Regions from separate parts of the Homo sapiens genome. Here region 2 is linked to region 1. A link is a loop called in an ENCODE intact Hi-C map of the cell type or tissue named here. Cell type or tissue: Caco-2. All regions are shown on one strand. Links, peaks and the distances in the headings refer to the core of each region. The heading gives the core; the rest is flanking DNA.

Region 1 (11,052 bases), core at 1,816-9,815:
GTTTTGTTTTTTTTGTTTTTTTTTTGAGACAGGGTCTCACTCTGTCATCCAGGCTGGAGTGCAGTGGCATGATCTCAGCTCACTGCAGCCTCTGCCTCCCAGGTTCAAGTGATTCTCCTGCCTCAGCCTCCCGAGTAGCTGGGATTACAGGGTGTGCCACCATTCCCAGCTAATTTTTGTACTTTTAGTAGAAATGGGGTTTCACCATGTTGACTAGGCTTGCTTATTTATTTAGACAGTGTCTTGCTCTGTTGCTTAGGCTGCAGTGCAGTGTTGTGATCTCGGCTCACTGCAACCTCCAACCTCCTGGGTTCAAGTGATTCTCCTGCCTCAGCCTCCTGAATAGCTGGGATTACAGACACATATCACCAAGCCTGGCTAATTTTTTTTTTTTGTATTTTTAGTAGAGACAGGGTTTTACCACTTTGGCCAGGCTTGTTTCGAACTCCGGACCTCAAGTAATCTGCCTGCCTCGGCCTCCCAAAGTGCTGGGATCACAGGCATGAGCTGCCACTCCGGGCTCCCTGTGAATGTTTTTTGAATGAGTTGTATGTGCTTAACCTTAAACGCAACTTTTTTTTGAGAATTTGAATTGGGAAGAAATCAAAATAATTATTCTTATATGTTATACTAGCTAGTTTCTTTGTGATTTGCAATTATTTTGAATATGTTGTATTTGAATAAACTAATAAACCGACAGGATAATACTGTGTTGTTTTACCTACATTGTGTCTAAAAAAGAAAAAAAAAAAGAGATTTATAATTAGTTAACCATTGAGGATATTAGCGTAGTCCCCTAGCTAGTATTTGATCACATTTTCTTAGAGCTAGGAACTGATACTTAGAGTTGAGCTTCAAACTCAAGTCTTTCTGACTCCCAAACTAATGATCTTTCTAATTCTATAAAATACTGCTGATTGAAGTTTAAATGCTTGGACATCTGTAGTCAGTAGAAATAATGATTTTAAGTCTGCTATTTAAAATGTAACCACAATTATTTTACTATTTGTAAAAGTATTAAATTGGATTCAATAATTATGGTATATTGCTCTTCTTGTTGAGGGGTAGATGCATGTTGGCACGGTGGGAACAGGTTGCTTTTTGTATTGTGAACAATAAATGGGCCTACAGATGATATGAGTTACTTTAAGATTAATTCAGATTTATCAATTGCTAGAATTATTTTTTTCCCCATGATTTGCAGGAATACGTTTACTATGTGGTGGTCATGTATCATTAAATGGAATTAAAAATTATGTAAGTGGGCTGGGCATGGTGGCTCATTCCTGTAATCCCAGCAGTTTGGGAGGCTGAGGTGGGCAGATCGCCTGAGGTCAGGAGTTCGAGACCAGCTTGGCCAACATGGTGAAACCCCGTGTCTACTAAAAATACAAAAATTAGCCAAGCATGGTGATGCGTGTCTGTAATCCTGGCTACTCAGGAGACTGAGGCAGGAGAGTTGCTTGAACTCGAGGTGGAGGTTGCAGTGAGCTGTGATCGCGGCACTGCACTCTAGACTGGGTGAGGGAGTGAGACACGTTCTCAAAAAAAAAAAAAATTAGTAAGTGAAGTTAAAAGTCATGTGAATGGATTAAAATTATGTCTTGGGGTTTTTTTTCTGTTGATATTATAAAAAAAGTAAAATATATCCCTGTCACTTTTTTCTGTTTTACCTCTATAATTTGATAGCAGTCTTTGTTATAATTAAATTATTGTTTAGTCGTAATGGTGCATTGGGATGCACAGTATCTTAGGCAGCCCAGCAGGACACATTGGTTTTGAAAGCTCTTATCTTTCTTGCACTATTTGAAGGCTTTAAATGGTGCAGTAAAATTAAAATGTCAAGTCTGTGGATCTATTCAATTTCATAAGCGAGGACAGTCCTGACGGTCAGCTACAGTATCAGGGCAGGAGCTGCATTGTCTGGCCTGGGAACTCCACAGCTGTTAATCATGCTGTTGTTGTAGGGTGTCACTGCCATGTGTTTCTTGATTGAAGGAAGGCTACAGTGTTATGTCTGCCACCAGAATCTTTTAGTAATGATGAAAAACTACTGACCTCCTTTCATATGGTTTCATTAAAGTCTTTTCTGAACTACAACATTGAGGAATATACTCTTGCTGAATATAGTACTTAAAGGATCATTTGTGCAGAAATTGTAAATTTTTCATGTACAAAATCAAATTTCCTAGAAGTAGTTCTTTTATAAGGCAGTCTTTTTAATTTATACATTTATGCTTCTTTGTTTTTTCCTTTTAATTTGCACAGTCACTAAATTAATGATACTATATTTTTATTATCTTCAAGATTTATTACTGTAATATATTTTTGGTTAGAATTATTTTAAAGACAGAATATCTCAGCTAAAACTGTACATTATTTTCATTCTTGTTTTTAAAGTATAAGGTGGAGATCTGAAATAGTTGAACCTTGATACTGCTAATTGATTAAGTGCTACAGTTATTAACAGCTCCCTGACCAAAGTATGTATCTTTCTTTTAACCTAAATTGTTCAAAGCACAACTCTTAACAATGAGGAATTGTATATGGACGTAAACTCATTTATTTTCCTCAACTTGATGAATTACCTATTAATTGACTTTTAAACAGTTTGGAGTAGAGAATATAAATTCACGGTTAGGATCAAAATTAAAAAGCAAAAGTCTAATATTTAAAAGTTAATAATGTAAACAATTTCATTTTACTCTTTTTAGAGTGTAATCACAGCTTTTTAGCTTTTTTCCTGCTGCTTGAATTGGTAACTTCTTAGCTTCTTTTGAGTGATATGACATTTCAGGATATATAGCAAAGTTTCATTAAATCATATCAAAAATCATGTCTGAATTAGTAAAATGTTTAAATTGTAGGATAAATTTACAGACTGAGTTGAGTTAGAAGTATTTCTCTTGAGTTGTTTGAAATGTTATGATTATCTGAAATATTTGCGAGTGAACATTGGTATTTATTGGAATTTTTCATTTAAGTTCATTAAATATTTCTCCTGCATGGAATTTACACAATTCCAATTTGCTTACTTTAGTTCAATAAATTCTTTTTTCAAGGTGTAAAAGCCAACTTTAGCTTAGACAATGTCTGAATTATATCAACTTTCAAATTTATTGAGTCTGAATTGGAGATTATTTCAGTATTTAATAGCTTCTGGGAGACATTTTATTGTTTGATTTCTTTATAGTATATAAGTGTATTTCAGGACTTGTGTCACACGGTATGAATTGCTTTATGTTTGCTTTTATCCCCTACTTTGTAAAATATTTAAGTGTTTTGAATCTTGTATTAATTTTCAAAATATGCTTGAGGACAGTGAACAGTTATAGGAAATATAATGTGTTAATCACAGGCCAGTTAGTAATAAGTGAAACTCGGTTTCACAATTGTTGGAGGAGGATGTGTTAAAAAACATATATCATACACAGAAGAAACATAAATCATACACAGCAGAACAATTCTGGGGGTCATGAGTGTCTTCTGCTTATCCAGGCAGCAGGGCATGGAGCGAGAATAAGAATGTGATCACCTCCTTCTCCATATAATATTGTGTTCTTAGATTAAAAGCATGTTATAATGGCAGAAGGGGATGTTGGTGTTGACAATATTTCTGATTCATAAGTCTCATTGCTCCAATCTGGGTTCTTTACCTCTCATATCTGATGTATAGGTGTCACTCTGGAATTCCTCCTAACCATGCTCCTGGGAGATCCCTTTGCCTCTCTTGTGTTTTGACTTTGCCATTGTTTATATCCCGTGTTCTTGTCTTTCTTCCTTTATGCTCTTTTTTTCCTTATTCAAAAGGTGGCATATACCATATATATAACTTGTACTTTGTCTTTTTTCACTTAATATATCATAGTGATCTTTTCCAATTAAAAGATAGGAAGGACCAGGCACCACCTGTAATCCCAGCACTTTGGGAGTTTGAGACCAGCCTGGGCAACATAGGAAGAGCCTGTCTCTACAAAACGAACAAACAAACAACAAAAAACAGGTGTGGCAGCTCATGCCTGTAATTCCAGCACTTTGGGAGGCTGAGGCAGGTGGCTTGCTTGAGCTCAGAAGCTCAAGGCCAGCCTGGGCAATATGGCAAAACCCCATCTCTACAAAAAAATTTTTAAAAATTAGCCAGGTGTCATGGTGTGTGCCTATAGTCCCAGGTACTTGGGAGGCTGAGGCAGTAGGATCACTTGAACCCAGAGAAGTCAAAGCTGCAGTGGGCAGTGATTACACCACTGCACTCCAGCCTGGGCAACAAAACAAGACTCTCAAAAAAAAAAAAAATATATATATATATATTATATATATATTAATTATATATATATTTTTTGGAAAGATAATTAAACTTTTCCCTCATCCTACTGTCATAATCTGAATTAGGAAGACAAAATTCATCCACTAATTAGGGGCATAGTTAATGTTAAAAGGTCACTTACTAAGTTTTATTCTTGGAGTATGTAGTTTTATTCTGAAACTTTTCTGTGAGATTGGATCTTTCCTAAAACATACACAAGAGATGTAGAAATAGTTAATATAAACCTTGTCATTTACTGAGAGCTGCTGAAAACATAATCATTATTGACAACTAAGTTCAAGTAAAACCATAATTAAAATTTGGGGGATTCTTCTTGCTATGGACATTAATTGATAAATTTGGACTTTAGTTATATGTGTATATAAATGAGGTAGTCCACATAGCATAGAGATTATAGTAACCAGCTTGATAGCTTCTTAATATAGAAAGGTCTTCATAGACAATAAATTTCATATGGTCTATTTTCTTTTTTGGTCCTAATTAAGAAGTGTCATTTTAGAGAGAGGGAGAAGGAAGAAAGAGGGCAAATTAATTTATGCTAAGCAACAGGACTAGGCTGCTTGCTTTTTGTACACTGATAAAAATACATTAAATCCAAGAGAGAACCTAAATGTAAAAATTCTGACTCTTACTTGGGAAAATTTGACATTAGAGCAATCTATTCATGGAATTTGAGACCTGGAAGAAATTACATTTTTTAAAAAATTTGGTCATTTTATTTTCAAACTAGGGAACTGAAATCCACAGTGTACCTTGCTGTTTGAAAGTACTTTTATTAGGAGGATGAGGCCTGAGTTAACTATTATTAGACCAGAATCTATTAACTTTGTTTTACAGCGAATACAAGCTAGCATTCTAAAAGCATTTAACAACCCAACTACTAAAACTGCTGATGATGAAACTAGAAAAAAAGTCAAAGGTATGTTGACTCTTTGTTAAAACTTTTTTCTTTAAGAAAATATTAAAATTTTATTTTAGTTGGAAAAAGAACTGAACATTATGTGAACTAATCCACCAAAGTAGTGGCTTTAAAAGGAGGACGTAGTTGCTGCAGTGTCTGAAAAATACTTTAGTGGAACATAGAAAATGCTAGAATGTATTCATGTGAATTTATAAGAATAAAGCTATACCAAGTATACAGATTGACACCGATACCTTTATGTGAGGTCTTCTAAGGGAAACTTGAAAGGTTGTTGAAAGTAGCAACCACACTTGGAAGTTCATATGTATCATATTGTATCATTTGACATGTGTTTGGATCAATGGATTTATGGATATTTTTTAGATGTAACTAGACAAAATGTTTAAGTGCTCCAAAGACTCCTGCAAATAAACCGTTTATTGAAGAGAGTGCTGGTAAGTCAAGTGTAAGTGCACTTTGCCTACTCCTAGTGTTTGCTATTCATCCATAAAAATATGAGCCCCAAATGATGATTACCTAATCAAAGTTGGTTATTTATCATTATCAATACTATATAGGGTTTATATACCTTGCCCTAAATGTATATTCTGCATTGAGATACTAACTAATGTTAGCATGAAGTGATTTTTAGAAGACATTTAAAAATATTATTTGTATTTTTTTCTAACTTTTGTTTTTGTGGTTTTATAATGTATGTACTACAGGTCTATAATTTGCAAACATACACACATTGTTACTGTGCACTTTATTGTAATTAAGGGTTCAAGATTTTTAAAAAACGTAGCTGCTCAAATATGCCTTGTTCTTTTGTGTTGAGATAGTGCCATCTCGTGGATGTTTAGAATAACAGCCCCGTTTTTCTTCCCCCTCTTTCCAGTTTTGTACTATTTCCAATCCCTTTTAGTTTTTCTAGAAGAAATATCTTTATTATTATAGTATTTCTAAATACAATTTTAATTAATGTTTACTGATATATTCACATGTTTTCTGTCATTCAGTGCTCTAATATTTTAAATGATTTTGAATATTGTTTGTATGAAACTTGAAGATAGAGGCTCAAAAAAGAAGTTTGAAAGAGGGGTGAATAGGTTTGTTAATATACTTTTTCCTCCCATGGTTTATGATGGAAAGTTTCAAATTTTTATTAAAGTAGAGAGAATAGCATAATGCAGCCCTTTATATCTGTCACCCAACTTAAACTGCGTTCATGGTTTATGTTTAATCCATTTTCTCCCAACCTCAGGTTATTTTAAACTAAGTCATTGGCATTTTTTTAATTTATAAATATTTCCTGAGCAGAATAATTTTAACTTTTAAAAATATAACCATGTTCTTGAGTTCTTAATTACCTATGTTAATTCCTTACACTTGCCTTTTACGACTGTTATTTTCATAGCCGTGATCCTGGCATCCGTAGTCCTGATAGCATAATCTCCTTTTCCATTCTTCTGGGTACTTATTGGTTAGACATGAGGTTTTATAAGTTTTAATGGGAGTGGTTGAGGTGTGGTACGAATAGTGGTTGTTTTGTTTTACCTCTTAAGAATAGTTCATTATTTCTTGGAGACTAAAGTAGTTGATAGTCGTAAATCTGCTACAAAATTGTAAAGGAGAAAGACTTTAGAATGTTGTATGTATAGTAAAATGTATTATTAAATGTAGTACAGAATATCTTATTCAGATTACTTTTGAATAACCAGAAGATAGCCTATTATACTGCTAGATGGATGGTTGACATGTTTTTTGCATTAAAAAGTATGATTTTTACAGCATATGGAAAAGAAGGTGTGAAAATGAACTTCATAGATCGGATCTTTATTGGTGAATTAACTAGCACGGTCATGTGTGAAGAATGTGCAAATGTAGGTACTTTAGAATTCAATTCAGCATGGAATGGATTACAATCACATCATTTTTATTATATTTTCTTTCACATATAATCATTGGCAGTCATTTTTAAAATTTGACAGATGATTACATAATGATTCTTGAAAGTCTTTTTATACGCTACACTCCTAGAAAGTAAATGTGATAATTTATATATTTTTAAAAGTAAATGTATTTTTGTGTTATTTTTCCTCATGACACACCTATGAGGCAGTTTTAGCCTATCTTAATATACTGAAATTCATTAGCTATCTGTTTGAAGTGAGAGAAAAACTTCTGTGAAGAGAGTAACTGTGCTACGTTGCAGTGCCCTAAAATGTAATTCCAGGCTGGGTGCAGTGGCTCATGCCTATAATCCCAGTACTTTGGGAGGCCAAGGCCGGCGGATCACTTGAGGTCAGGAATTCAAGACTAGCCTGGCCAACATGGTGAAACCCCATCTCTACTAAAAAAATACAAAACAATTAGCCAGGCATGGTGGTGGGTGCCTATAGTCCCAATGACTCGGGAGGCTGAGGCAGGAGAATCACTTGAACCCAGCAGGCAGGGTTGCAGTGAGCCGAGATCGCACTACTGCACTATAGCCTGGGTGACAGAGCGAGACTCAGTTTCAAAAAAAAAAAACTAATTCCAATAGAAATAACTTAATGTATTAACATAATTTAGGGTGGTTATATCACCTTTGATTTAAAGTTTATATGACGTATTAAAGATTTTTGTGTAGACTTCACTCACTTTGAACTTAATAATTTTTATTTTGAATGCCATCTTTAACAACTTAAAGCATGTATGAATTTTTTGTAGATTTTCAATTGCTTGGCAAGGAATATTTCTGTAAGTGTATGACTTAGAGTATGATAGGTTTAAATTTCTGTTAGATTTTAATAGTAAAAGGAGCCTTTATTCATTTTCCTGTCCCAGATTATGAGTATTTTTCTGTGTTCTCTAGCCTTAAAGAAGCAGGATTATAAAATATATCTCATTCTAGCCTGTCACATTGAAACACAGAATGCATGACCATGATTATTTAAGTTTCTAGACTATTCAACACAGAAGTTGTTTTCTCTCTCACAAGATAGAGAGTATCTTTTAAAACAAAATTATCTTAAAGAATCTATAAAACACAGCCAAGCTCTCTGCTTTTTTTCATGGCTTTTTCTTAACATTTCATAGTTTACTTATGTTACAGCCCTAAGCTAACCAAAAATGTCTAGTCTCTTTAGTTAATCTGTTTTATTAAACAGTTTTTTTAAGTTATTTTAAATATTACAGGCCAGTCATATTGACAGTAATATAAAATTCAATTGGATCACCATTCACTGATGTTTGAGAATATCTTGTTTTGATTAACAATGTGCTGCAATACCCAATTAAATTGCTATTTTTTTCAGGAACAGTTTTTAACGTAAAATTTTAGGTTGCCCGGGAAGTTTGATTTCTTTGTACTTTACAAAACTGTATGTTTATATTAGAATTCTAACTGAAGTTTTCAATGTGTTTTCCTTTTAAGATCTCCACGGTGAAAGATCCATTCATTGATATTTCACTTCCTATAATAGAAGAAAGGGTAAGGAGAAGAAAACTAATGATGAAGCTTTGGTGAAGAACATTTAATCATTTATTTAAACATTTGTTGAGTATATTACCAGATATCTGAGAGTCATTATTTTTTATATATAATTGAGTTTGTATTCATAATTGAGTCTGATTTGGGGGTTTGTGTAAGTATGCATAAAGTATGATGGTTTTTATTCTCAAGGAATTTAAACTCTTAAACACTTTTTATTTTGATAATTTGTTAATTTTTTGTATTTCAAGTCAGTCAAAAATTTTAAGATGAGGACATCCAGAATTTATTTACTAAAGAGGTTTTGGTTTCTGTATGTGGCATTTACATAGGTTTCAAAACCTTTACTTTGGGGAAGAATGAATAAATATAGAAGTTTACGGGAGACAGATCATGATCGATACAGTGGCAATGTTACTATAGAAAATATTCATCAACCTAGAGCTGCCAAGAAGCATTCTTCATCTAAAGATAAGGTAAGACCATAAGCATCTGTTAGACGTCTGTTTTTTAACAGTTTATTAACAAAAGTTTCAAGCACATCTAAAAGTAGAGAACATAGTGTAATAAACTCTCATGTACCCATTTTTTGGCTTCATAATTATCAACTTGGCTACTTGTATACTAACTATATATATCCCACATCCTCCCCTTCCTCCCATCCCAGACTATTTTTGGATAATCCCAGATTATTTTTGAAATAAATCCCAAATATATCATATACTTCAATGTGTATCTCTACAAGAGAGTTTTTGTTTGTTTGTTTGTTTTTTAAGACGGAGTTTTGCTCTTGTTGCCTAGGCTGGAGTGCAATGGTGCAATCTCAGCTAACTGCAGCCTCCGCCTCCTGGGTTCAAGCGATTCTCCTGCCTCAGCCTCCTGAGTAGCTGGGATTACAGGCATGTGCCACCACGCCTGGCTAATTTTGTATTTTTAATAGAGACGGGGTTTCACCATGTTGGTCAGGCTGGTCTCGAACTCCTGACCTCAGGTGATCTGCCCGCCTCGGCCTCCCAAAGCGCTGGGATTACAGGAGTGAGCCACTGCGCCCAGCACTAACCGAGGGATACTCTTAAAAACCAAAAACCACAGTACCATTATCATATCAAAAATATTAATTCATTATAAATAAATAAGGATTCAGTCATTATTTAAATTTCTGCAGTTGTCTCATAAGTACTTAGTTTTTTATTTTGCTTTCTAAAGTTTGGATTTTAGGATTTAAAAGAGGTCTATGGATTGCAGTGCCTCTTTTTTTTTTTTTTTTTTTTTTTTTTTTGAGATGGAGTCTCGCTCTGTTGCCCAGGTGGCGCGATCTTGGCTCACTGCAACCTCTGCCTCCTGGGTTCAAGCGATTCTCCTGCCTCAGCCTCCTGAGTAGCTGGGAGTACAGGCGCATGTCACCACACCCGGCTAATTTTTGTATTTTTAGTAGAGACCAGGTTTCACCATGTTGGTCAGGCTGGTCTCGAAATCCTGACCTCATGATCCACCCGCCTCAGCCTCCCAATGATTGCCATGTCTCTTAAATCTCTTTTCATCTACAGATTCCCTCTCCCTCTTTTTCCTCCTTTGCAGTTTATTTGCTGAAGAAATCAGGTCCTTTTTTTCAGCAGCATGGTGTTAACAGATTCCTCTGTCACCTTTATTTCTCCTCTGAGACATTTAGATCTAGAGGCCTAGTTAGGTTCAGATTTAATTACTTATTTAATTTTTAGCAAGAAAACTTTTAGGTGGTGGCATGTATACTTCCATCAGCTAGATGCACATAATGTTTTATGTCTCTCTATGATATTACCAGTCACTGATAACCATTGTCTAGATCTATTATTTTACTAGGGACATACCTGGTTGTTGAATTATCCCATGAAAATGGAAAATTATTCCATGAAATGGTGATCATTGTAACCATTGTCTAGACCTATTATTTCACTAGGGACATACCTGGCTGTTGTATTATCCCATGAAAATGGAAAGAAATCAATCTGAACTTATACTTCAGCAAAAAAAACTTTTTTATATGAAATGATTTGTATTAATTTGGCAAATTAATATTAAATTTAACTTACTCTATTAATTAATTAATTAATTAATTATTGAGACAGAGTCTCACACTGTTGCCCAGCCAGGCTGGAGTGCAGTGGCACGATCTCAGCTCACTGCAGCCTCCCAGGTTCAAGTGATTCTTGTGCCTCAGCCTCCCAAGTAGCTGGGACTACATGTGCACACCACCATGCCCGGCTAATTTTTGTTATTTTTTGTAGAGATAGGGTTTTGTCATGTTGGCTGGGCTGGTCTCAAACTCCTGATGACCTCAAGTGATCTACCTGCCTTGGTCTCCCAAAGTGCTGG
Region 2 (11,052 bases), core at 1,941-9,940, 150 kb before region 1:
TTGGTATTGAAACAAGCCCCATTTCCCTTATCTATTAAATAGATTGTTATAAAGATTAAATGAGATAATAAAGATTTAATTAAATGAGTGATGTCAAGGAAATCTTGAGGCGAAGCTATTTTTTTTCCACTTTATGAGAATATTGGCCCATATAAATATCATGAAGTCTCAAACTACTAATTCAATACAATAATAAACAAATTGATTTAGAAACCAATGTAGGGCATAGTATATATACAAGCACCTATAGATGGCAATGCCAGTACCCTGAGATCACATTTCAGCATGTTAGCTTTAAATAATTCCGAAAGCCTATCCCATAAACCCTCTGATGTATTTTCTTTTCTCTACATCCTCTTGGTTGCTAAGGCATTTCTTTCTCTTGCTTTCTGAAAAATCACAAATAAGCTTATAAAATGCGACATCCTACATTGACTTGTTTCTCATTGGATTGACTTTTAGCATACCTGAAAGCATTTTGCTGCTCACAGATGTGTGCTGCTACAGTCCAATGCCCTCAAGAGAGCTTGAATCCGACCTGGTCACGTCTCCATTTCCCTTAAGGTGACAATTCAGGAATCCACTGCTCAGTGTCAAGTACAGAATCTTATCTCTCTGCCTTTTTTTTCCAGGGATTTAAACAAGATTAAAAACAATCTTTGACCTTCGCTGTTATGTAAAGCCATCTGCTATTGCATCTATCTCCACTATATCTCCTGTCACATAAGACATTTCCACCTAAGGCTTTCTACTCAAATCACTAGATTTAAGTGTCTCCCACTCAAATACAACTTGCCATGAAAGTCATTCTCTACTTAAAGTAACTTTCAGGAAAACTGCTGCACTACCAGCATTAAGAATAGAAAATTTGTATTTGCAGCCATTTCCTGCAATATCAAATTATGCAAAAGTATATATGGATAGAAAAAAAGTAGAGAACGCTCATGATGTTTGGATATTTATTTCATTTTTAGTAGTTTCCTCACTCTACTTGAAAACATTTCTCTTAATCTGTTTAACTCAAATTACCAAAAAATCTGACTTTTATATTCTTTAATGAACTCATGATTTCGTCTTTATTGGCCATTTACATGAAACGTTAAACTTTAAATAATTAAAATGTACTTGAAATAAAGCTAGTGCCTTCAGAGGGGTTACATGCATATGTGTAGTCCACCCACTTTCGGTCCCTTTTTGAAGGACTCTTGGAGGGTTTGCAAGCTAAAGGCATTAACAAGTTGTCTGTGGTACAACGGCTTAATTTGAATTAAACTACAGTCGCATATGACAGAAGCCCTCCTTTCATCTTTTGTAGGGAGGTCGCCGAGCCCAGAGCGAGCGCCACGCTCCTTCTGGAACTAAACACGTTGGCCCAGCCGTCTGATGAGTCCTCCTCTTCACAACTCACACCTGGGTGGCCAAGGGTCACGCTTGACCTCGCGATGGCGCCGGCGCCTCTGCCCTCTTCCCGTTGGGAAGGCGGCAGATGGCGAGAGCGCACGGCGCGGGTGCCGCAGCTCCCCTCCACAGCGGGGTCGGGCGGTTTCCACAAAGACCAGTTACGCCTGAAACTCTCCCGTCCTCCTGCCGGCATCGCGGGTCTTCCCAGGTCCTCCTCTCCAGCAGGACTCCTGGACTGTCCACCTAAACGCGGCGAGACTCCCGCACCTCTGCCCCAACAAGACCCCAGAAACCCCTATTCCCAGGGAGCGCGAGGCTGTGAGCCCAGGGAGCGCGAGGCTGTGAGCCCAGGGAGGGCGAGGCTGTGAGTCCAGGGAGCCCGAGGCTGTGAGCCCAGGGAGCGCGAGGCTGTGAGCCCAGGGGTCGCCACGCCACAGGACGCTGCTCGCACTCTCACCTCCGGCTCCGCCTGGCCGCCGCCGCACTAGCCCAAGCGGCCGGGGTTCTTTCGCCGCGGCCAGCTCGCCACCAATAGCAACCCTGGCTCCAAGGAATGCACCAATGGGAGCGCTCGGAGTAACGCGGCTCAACCAATCACCGCCCTCTCGGCTCTGGAACCCCACCAGCAGTGTTATCACTACTCCCGTAACTCCGCCAAACGGTAGTTCTAGCCACTCCCGTCCTTCCCTCAGAGTCTAGACGTCAAATATACTTTTCCCTGAGTAGAGTCCTGCGGAATTGCGGCTTATGCTCGGCTCAGGAAGACATGCACGCGCGCTCACCTCCGCTGCGTTCTTCTGCTTAAGCTCATCCCTCAATGCCCAGCCAAGCTTTTCAAAAATTAGTGAAAACAAACGAGAATTATTTTTACCACGCAATTGACCTCTATGAACTATTCGAACCTTTGTCTCAGCTTAAAATGGAAAGATGGCCTGAGAAGGAAGAGGTCTGAAGAAGTCTTTCCTTAGCAAAAGCATGGAAAGCCTTTATTTACTGAAGCTGATGTGAGTTGGGGGCTAGAAGTGAACCAAGAGGAGAGTGTTCTGCAAAAAGATGCTAGTGTTATACAAGGCTATCAACCCTTATCTCCTTAGGTTGATATCTTCGAAATGAAAACACAAAGAGTTGCTAGAATTTAGGGTTTTTTAAAAATATATATATCGTTTGATAGCTCACTATGCGTCAGGTGTGATCTGAGCTGCTGGCCTGCGTTAACTCATTTGATGTTCACAACTATCCTATTGCTTATTTCGCCCTATTTTTACAAGTGAGGAAATTGAGGCAATAGAGAAACTGGCCCAAGATGCAAAGCTACTAAGTGACAGAGGCAGGACTAGAACCCAGGTCTGTCTGAGGTATTTAGGTTAACAAAACAGTTTAATGCCCAAACTAACTAGGTTCAAGCAATCTAGAGTCTTTCACTTCTAAAGAAAATGAATACACCTCCTATCTTTTAAAAAAAATTTTTGGTACAAAATATTCAGTTAGAATCCCAGAAACTTCCAGTGGCATTAGCATAACCCTCAAAGTTAGTTGTGGTCACCAAGATAAGAAGAGTTGAATGGTGGGTGGCAGGGAGAAGAGAGAAGGGGATAGGAAACAGAAAGAAATAATCTGAGAAACACTAATTCAACTGAGGCACTTAAAATAAACAATGTTATTGTTCCTGATTGTATATCACTGATATGACTTTGTCATTAAAATGAATAATGGCATTATGTATGATATTATGCACATACATGAACAAATACATGGGTTATTGAGGCAACCTATGGAGAATTACACATGACTTTTGATTAAGAGACACTTTGTTCAATTTTTTTGTATTGGAATCTATTTTAACAACGTCTAGAAGATATCAATTCACAAAGGGGAAACAGAATACTGGGTCCTTTGTTTTATTAAATTCTAAATGTATATCCTTTAACCAAACTAATTTTAGGTTTATTTTTTGAGATGGGGTCTCACTATGTTGCCCAGGCTGGAGTGCAGTAGTTATTCACAGACATGATCATAGCACACTGCAGCCTTGAATTCCTGGGCTTAAGCTAGCCTTCTGCCTCAGCCTCCTGAGTTGCTGAAACTACAGACATGAGCCACTGCCACCGGCTTATTTTTAATTTATTTTTATGAGCTATTTTCAGAAGTTACAGGAGTTGGTACTGAGCCAGAAAATGGGAGAAGGGGGCAATACTGTTATAGCTGATAAAATGTTTCCCATGTTTCAAATCTGGGCAGCCTTTGTCACTTTCCTTAAGAACTCATATGCTCTGATTTCAGAAAAGCTTTTCCAATATTCTTCTATAGTGGACGATTTGGTTTGAAGCAATAATTGCTTCTAAGGGCAGGACCACAATACTAAGCAGGCAGCAAGAAGCTCTGGGCTCTTGGAGGTGATTTAGCAGGCAGATGCTTTAATTCACTTCTAGTTCTGTGTGATGAACTGTGAACCTGGTGGGGCAAGCTGATGGTCCTCCTCCATGGAAAGGAAAGAGCTGCAAGTTGCATAAGAACCTGGCACAGTATAGGTCCTCAATAAATGGTAGTATCTTTGTCACCATATTTACATGTTGATAGTTTTTTTTTCTCTCTCTCTCTGTTAGCTTTCTTTTACAAAGTGAAACATTTTCTGGTCAGCTGACACTAAAAACCTATAATTCCTAGCATACATTTTCTCATAGAAGAAATCTTGCAGATCACCACCAATAGAAATCACATGCCCTCCCCTATCCATGCCCCCCTGCTGTGATGTGCCAGAAAATGTTCCTGCCAGCCACCGGCTGACTAAAGCAGTGTTGCCAACAGGAAGAAAGGTGAAGACTTGCAAATCATTCAGGATTCAGAAAATAATGGGCATTTTTAACTGAGTTAAATTATCAGAGTCACATCCAGACCCTTGGGTGACTCGCCAGAATCTTCAAACTGATCTCTGAAAAGTGCTGCAGACATGGGCCCTTCGGGTACCTGCCCTTAGCTAAGAGGTTGACTGATCCTCCACTTTCTACAGTGAAATCCTCCCCAGAGTGTATATGGGGAGGAAGATGGGTGCTTTCCAATTTTAGTCAACAAAATTATATTCTTTATGATATCTGCCCATTAGCTAGCATTTTTTTAAAACCAGTAAATATAGTCATTGCTTCTAATTTTGCTGTTCTAATTATGGGCACCCCAGTGTCCTTAAAGAGTATGCTTTCTTTTCTGTAAGATAGGACCAATACTGACAGCAGAAGACCATTGGAAGAAGTACATGGGAAAAAGAAACTTATGAGTAAAGCAAATAGATCAGCACTTCCAACAAAACAGACCCTCCTTTAGTATTTGTTGAATTAATAATAAAATATATGAATCATAAAAGACACTGAGCAAGTTTCCTTTCTTGCTTCCCAAGGAAAGTTCTGTCAAAATGGAGCACAACAAGAAATAGTGATTCTACAGTTCCATACTTTTTTTTTGACAATATGTGGGTTTTTTCTTCTTGAAGGTCATGAACTTCTTTCAGTAAACATGAAAACATTTAGCATGATTAACAATAGTTTTAGGAAACAATTGTTTTGCCTGATGTTTGGGAGCCTGTGAAATGCACATATTGAAAATGGTATATTTCCCTGTTATAATACAACACTGCTTAACATTATTTTATGAATACTCAAAGTATTCAAGTCTCCAATGATTTATTTTATTATGCAGTCTCCTCGCAAATTGTTTTCAAATTAAACTACTTCTTTAAAATATCTGCTGAAATCACTAAGTGAACAAAACTCTCGTTTGTATCTTTATTTTTCTTAAAGATTGCACAATCTGGAACCAAAACCAAAATACTATACCCACTGTACAGCAGTCATTATAAAACAACACACACCACATTTGTATTCTACCAAATAGAATATTTTCTTTAAAATTATATATTGCGTGCTCTTAGATTCATGCTTTAGATATTTTACATTTATCATTATTTTCTCATAAATAATTGCAACTTGACCAATTTGTACACCTGCTACCACTATATATTCAATGGGGCAAGGAGTAGTCTTTGACATGAGAACAGATAAAATGTAAACAAGTATATGGATGTCACATCTACCCAATTGTGACTAGTGTTTTGCCTATGCAATGAAATGCTAACGTGAAATACACACACAAAACGTCGTTTCAAAAGGCACAATTTCCTCCACAGAAAAGTACAACTTAAAAATACGTGGCAGTTAAAATCTGCGCCCTCGAAGGCGCTGTGACGTTCGCATTGATGTGATTCTGAACACCAAGAGCAGACCGCCTGGGCGGTTCAGGGTGAGCTCATCCAAGAAGTCCAGAGGCCCGGGGTGCGGAGGTACTGGTGGCACTCGAGCTCTCCAGGTGGCCAGATTTACGCCACCTCTGAACTGTTGCTCTGAGTTTCAGCACCAGATGTGGGACCTCTCACTGTTTCAAATCTGGCGCCCTCTCAAAAACAAAAACGGTTTTGTCCATTGGGTCCCTCTTCCCACCACCAGGAGTTCCTCTACTGCGAGAATAAACCCTCGACTCCTCTCTGTCCTCACCCCGCCCCTTCCCGGGAAGACTCGTTACAAGTCGCGCTCCCCGCCGCCCCCAACCTCGGGGTCGCTCTGGTCGTCTGTGAAGCAGACGTCCACGTCACTGTCGTCGCTCTTGGGATCCCCAGGCTCCGGGGGATAGCCGGGCTCGGCACCCGGGCCGTCGCCCGCTTTGGCGAGCAGACTCTGGCCAGGGTGGCGGGACTTGACATGTCGCTCCAGGTCCCGGCGGCGCACAAGTACCTTGCCGCAGAACTCGCAGCGGTAGGGCGTATTGCCCTCGGCGTGCAGCCGGATGTGCTTGTTGAGATTGCTGGGGTCGCCGAAGGGCCGCAGACAGACTTTGCACTTGAGTGGCTTGTAGCCCGTGTGCGTCCGCATGTGGATCTTGAGCCCATACTTGCGCGAGTACAGCTTGCCACAGTAGAGGCACAGGTGGCCGGTCTTGGGCTTACCTGCGCCGCTGCCTCCGCTGCCGCCGCCCCCGGTGCCTCCCGCCGCCGCGACGGCCGGTGGCAACGTCCCCGAGTCCAGGCGTCCGCGACCCTTCCCGGCAGCCATCTCGGACAGCTGCTGATTGTGCATGGCGATCTCTCGGTCGATGCTGGCCAGCGACCCCAGCTCGGCGGGGCTTAGGGCGGCCGCTGCAGGCCCGCTGAAGTAGGAGATGGACTCCGGATACTTCAGCAGCCCGCCGAAGTGCAATTTGAGCGGGTAATAAGCGGTGGTGGCCGGTGAGCCGTAGAGCAGCTCCCCGTTGTAGACTGTAAAGGCCGGCATGACGGCGGGCAGGTGGCTGCACTCACCACCCGGATAGGCTTTGAGACCGCCCGGGTCGAGGGGCGGCAGCGCGCAGCGCTCGAGGGGCAACCCCGGCGCAGGGGGCAGCTGCGCATAACGCGCTCCTGGCAGCGCGGCGGCTGCGGGCGGGGCGCGCTCCACGTGCTTGAAGGCGGACGCCTCTTCCGGGGGGACGGAGAGCAGAGGGAAGCCGCGCAGGGCCCCAGAGCAGGGCAGGCCAGGCGGCGGCGGCGGCGGCGGGTCCCCAGCGAGCAGGCACTTGGGATGGTGGTGGTGGTGCGCGTGGTGGTGATGGTGGTGACCCGCGCCGCCCGCCGCCGAGTTCTCCCCGCTCCCGGGGCGCCCGCACGCCCGGCCCCCGCCCAGCAGCCTGCCCAAAGCGAGGCCGGCTCCTTGCTTGCTGCTGCTCTCCTCCCGGTAGGGGTCGCCGTGAGCGGCCGCCGCCGCCCTCGCTAGGCCGGCGGGCTTGAAAGCTGAGCGCACGCCGGGGTAGAAAGCCAGGCTGCCGACCCCCGCCGAGGAGCCGCCCACGATGCCGAGGAAGTGCCCTTGTCCTCGGGCGGCTCCGCTCATGTCCAGGGCACGGTCCAGCTGCTCCTTGCCCTTCTTGGGCTGCCCCCACTTGCCTGGGGTCGGCGAGGTGGCCGAGGGCGCGGAAGAGGCCTCGCGCTTGATGCCCTCCCGCGCACCGCAGGCCTGAACTGGTGGCGGGCCCAGGGGGTGGGGTCGCAAAGTTCCTGCCTGGGAAGGCGCGGCGAAATCGGGCGCCGGGGGTTTTGGGGAGAGACCGAGGCCATCAGCCGCTGGGACGGCGCCTTGGCGAGCCGCGTGTTCGTGGTGCAGGAAGGCGCCGCCTCCACCGCCGCTGAACACGCAGTGGAAACGCAGGTGTGCCTTAAGGCTGTTGGGGTATCTAAACGTCCTCCAGCAGTACCAGCAGATGTAGCGCTCCTCCCCTGGGCAAGAAAGAATGGAAAAGCGACCCGGTGAGAGGCGAACAAGCGAGACATAAAGAAAGCGCCAGTGCACCCAAGGCAAAGCCCAAGTTTCGACTAGCGGTGTGGGGAGAGGGTGAAATATAAGTTCGGTAGCCCTACTGTATCGAGGACCCCGAAAAGCCCCAAATGGCCAATCCTTATCAGTGTCTCCATCCTCTGGGACTACTCGGAGGCCAAAAAAGGTGACGGGGCCTTTCCAACGAAGACTTCCTCCAGGCCATCCGAGCAAAATCTTCGTTGGAAGGGCAGCACTCAGGCAGGCTGGCCGTGTAAGAGCAAAGAGCAGCTGTTGCTTTAAATCAAGTGTTGAGGCTGTGCAGTGCCTGGGCCCATCTGTTGGCGTTTGCAGAATAGGTGGCGTATGTCAAGGAGTTTGGATAAGCTGAACAAAGACCAATCTAATGGTCGTGAGCGCCTCATTACCAGGCGAGACAATATCCTGTATGTATAGGCCATATGTAATCATTCCTTTTCACAGGACAATGTCTTTTGTGTCCCCTACCCACCCATTCCACCCCCTTCCAGCCTTAAACACTTTGCCTGAGGTTTTCCTGGAGCGTGACCAACTGAAGGACCACATAGGGACTATGATTTGCCATTCTTCAAAATTATTTGTATCTTTATTTCCTCTTTAACACCATTTAATTTGCTGGGAGAAAAGAAAAAATTCTTATGCCCTGATACTCTAAAAAGGGTGATGATAATCTAAGAAGGATGATGTTGCATTGTCTTGTCTTGTCTGCCACTTGGTAATTAATTAACTCCTAGATAGCTGCACAAATCCAAGCTTAGTAAAGTCTTTGGAGAAAATATATTAGTTTTTTATTATATGAATATATATAAATGATATAGATCGATAAATAAATATAGATACTCAGCTTTTAATAAGTGCAGAATTCTCTACCGGGCACTATATACGTGTTTGGTGTGAAATCTTTTTATGTGTTTAGTATTATTAGCATTAGTTTATTCATTTTGCCCGAGTTTGTGAACACAATCAAGAGACACATATATGAGACATTCTGATCACATACTAGAAGTTAATTTCCACTTAAAAGGGTCATATTACTGCTGTAGAGAGAAATGATCTTGCAGTTGGGTTTCTTTTAAAATGTGGTTGATTGATAATACTGAAGGGAAAGATGTCTGAGAAAGAAGTTAGTTGAACCGCAAGGAAATATCCAAAATATACATCAGTCTCATAAAATTTAACAGGAAAGTTAAATTCTCCCTCTGCATATATGAGCAGCTCAAACTTCTGAAATATTACTACAGAAATAACAATAGGGAAGAATTCCAGATCTTCTTCCCTTTATGTATATTAACTTCTGGGTTTGCATAACACAAGTAGCTCCCACCCCTACCCCATAAGACCTGTGAAAACTCAAGTGATAAGCACTGCATTCCAACTGAGTCCAAGGAGAGCAGAAAGAAAAATGGGAGAAGAGTATTTGCCTATGACACCCTACCCTAATCGTTTATAGAAGTCTTAGATAAAACCATTTCAATATTCTGTTACCTTGTACTGAACATTCATGTAAAATGAATCGTGAAAAAAAGAGAGAATAGACCTCCTGGGTTCTCTTGGTGGGTATGTTGTCTTAAATAACTTCCTTCTAACTTCAGAGCCTTTCTCTCTCTCATCACCCCTTTTGAAAGAGGGAGTTTTCAGAGTCTGCCGCAGAATGACTCAGCTCAATGCAAAGCCACATAAGCTTTTTTCTTAAAATGAGGGGGCAGTATTTTCCTCCATCTTACTATGAAATTGAAACCCACTGAAGTTAGCTAGTATTAGGAGGATAGCAGCCATCCCTATTTATTTCTTCCTCTTTCCAAGCTTTAAGCAGCATACGTTTAATATATACTTTTTTTCAGTTATCCTAACTGACATATTCTCCAGACTCTGAGATCCAAATCATGCCAAGAGTATCAAATACATTTAACAAGTGACTGCCTCCTCTTCATGTAACTCTAAGGTGGTCAAGAGTTCAAACTTCTCCAAGCTGGGGAAGTCAGGGTTCAAAATCACCCATGCCTTCTCACCTCCAGAAAAAAAAAATGTTTATTTTGACATCTGTTACCATATGATGTTTATAAGCTCAATTGGCTGAAAGGAAAACACAAGGACCGCTATTCCAGTTGCTTTTGTACTATTTGGGACTACCTAAGAAAGGGTGTTCTCTGTAGAAATGGCTGGCTTCTAAAGGTTAGTGGCCCGCCAAATTCTATAGTGGCAGATTTGAGAGTTCTCCACTATGTGGCTTTTATTATACTTCTCTTTTTACTGGAAGAAGTTGACAAGAGAATGTAATATAATGTGATGCAAGGAACAAACTATTTTAGGATAATTTGAATACTATACCTACAAAATAAACAGAATTAACTTACAGAGGACGATGATACTTTAAAGTGATTCATTGTTTTGAATAAACTTCATTCTGTGTTATTCATGAAGTGTTTCCTAATTCACATACTTGTATTGATTTCTCTAAACCTATTTCTAAAGGGATGAGATTGAGCAGGCAATTCAGGAAGACAGCATGTTAGAATATTTCACAGCATTCATTATTTTGATGTTAAATGTGTCTTTAGGAGAAATTACAGACAATTGTCAAAGAAAAAAAGCCATGGAAGCTTTGTGTGTGAAAAGGAAGTCTCCAAAACCTCAACTATTCTAGCACCTCCTAGACTTCTTTCCACAGGAAGTGTTCTTCAGTGTTCAAGGGTAGGTTTAAAAATGTTTTTCTGTTTAGTTACTGCACCTTAATTTGCATAAATCCGCTCTTGGCTTTGAAGGGATCAAATAAATCTGAGAAGAAACTGGGATACATCCCAGATTCAACTTAAGTAGGCAAGGGGAAATGAATAAATGCCACTTAAATGGAAGGGTCTCAGTACCTGCCAACTGACCAGCTGTAAGTACCGTAATACTTCTAAAATGCTGTAGAAATGCACTGCTCTCCTGGAAAGCCAGTGGAGAAGAAATGTCCATGGACTTTGTAAAAGCATTCCAGGTTTGAGTTATACTCTGTGGAACTCATGATGTAATTACTGTAACAACAACTTAAGGCTCCTTTTTTATTTTTTATTTTTATTTATTTATTTTGAGACAGGGTCTCACTTGTCACCCAGGCTGGCATGCAGTGGTAACATTACGGCTCACTGGAACCTTGACCTCCTGGGCTCAAGTGATCCTCTTGCCTCAGCATCCTGAGTAGCTAAGACTACAGGCATGTACCGCCGCACCTGGCTAATTATTTTTTTGTTGTAGAGACAGAGGTCTCACTATGTTGCCCAGGCTGGTCTCGAACTCCTAGCCT

Evidence for each region. Peaks named below come from ENCODE experiments on the same cell type or tissue, not always from the same donor. Only the 100,000 strongest peaks of a DNase experiment are listed, where the experiment ranks them.
Region 2: it touches region 1 in a loop (6-fold over the local background); 10 of 110 quality-filtered maps call a loop at or near these places.

The regions. Positions count from the first base shown.
Region 1 is chr6:99,462,728-99,473,779 of GRCh38, reverse strand. USP45 (ubiquitin specific peptidase 45) reads left to right here. Exons shown (of 18, transcript NM_001346022.3): 10 at 5,162-5,243; 11 at 7,017-7,108; 12 at 8,644-8,700; 13 at 9,033-9,176. Among named protein-coding and RNA genes, the nearest start is that of PNISR, 43 kb to the right of the region's middle. In Caco-2, for the core only: a CTCF peak has its summit at 6,060 (motif pointing left); no DNase peak of the experiment used is centred there.
Region 2 is chr6:99,609,671-99,620,722 of GRCh38, reverse strand. It overlaps PRDM13 (PR/SET domain 13), which reads right to left. Exons shown (of 4, transcript NM_021620.4): 4 at 5,161-7,690. The coding sequence ends at 5,964. Among named protein-coding and RNA genes, the nearest start is that of PRDM13, 8.4 kb to the right of the region's middle. RefSeq lists silencers at 6,156-6,205, 6,916-7,135 and an enhancer at 6,201-6,749. In Caco-2, for the core only: a CTCF peak has its summit at 5,882; no DNase peak of the experiment used is centred there; H3K4me3 peaks cover 1,418 bases; H3K27me3 peaks cover 115 bases.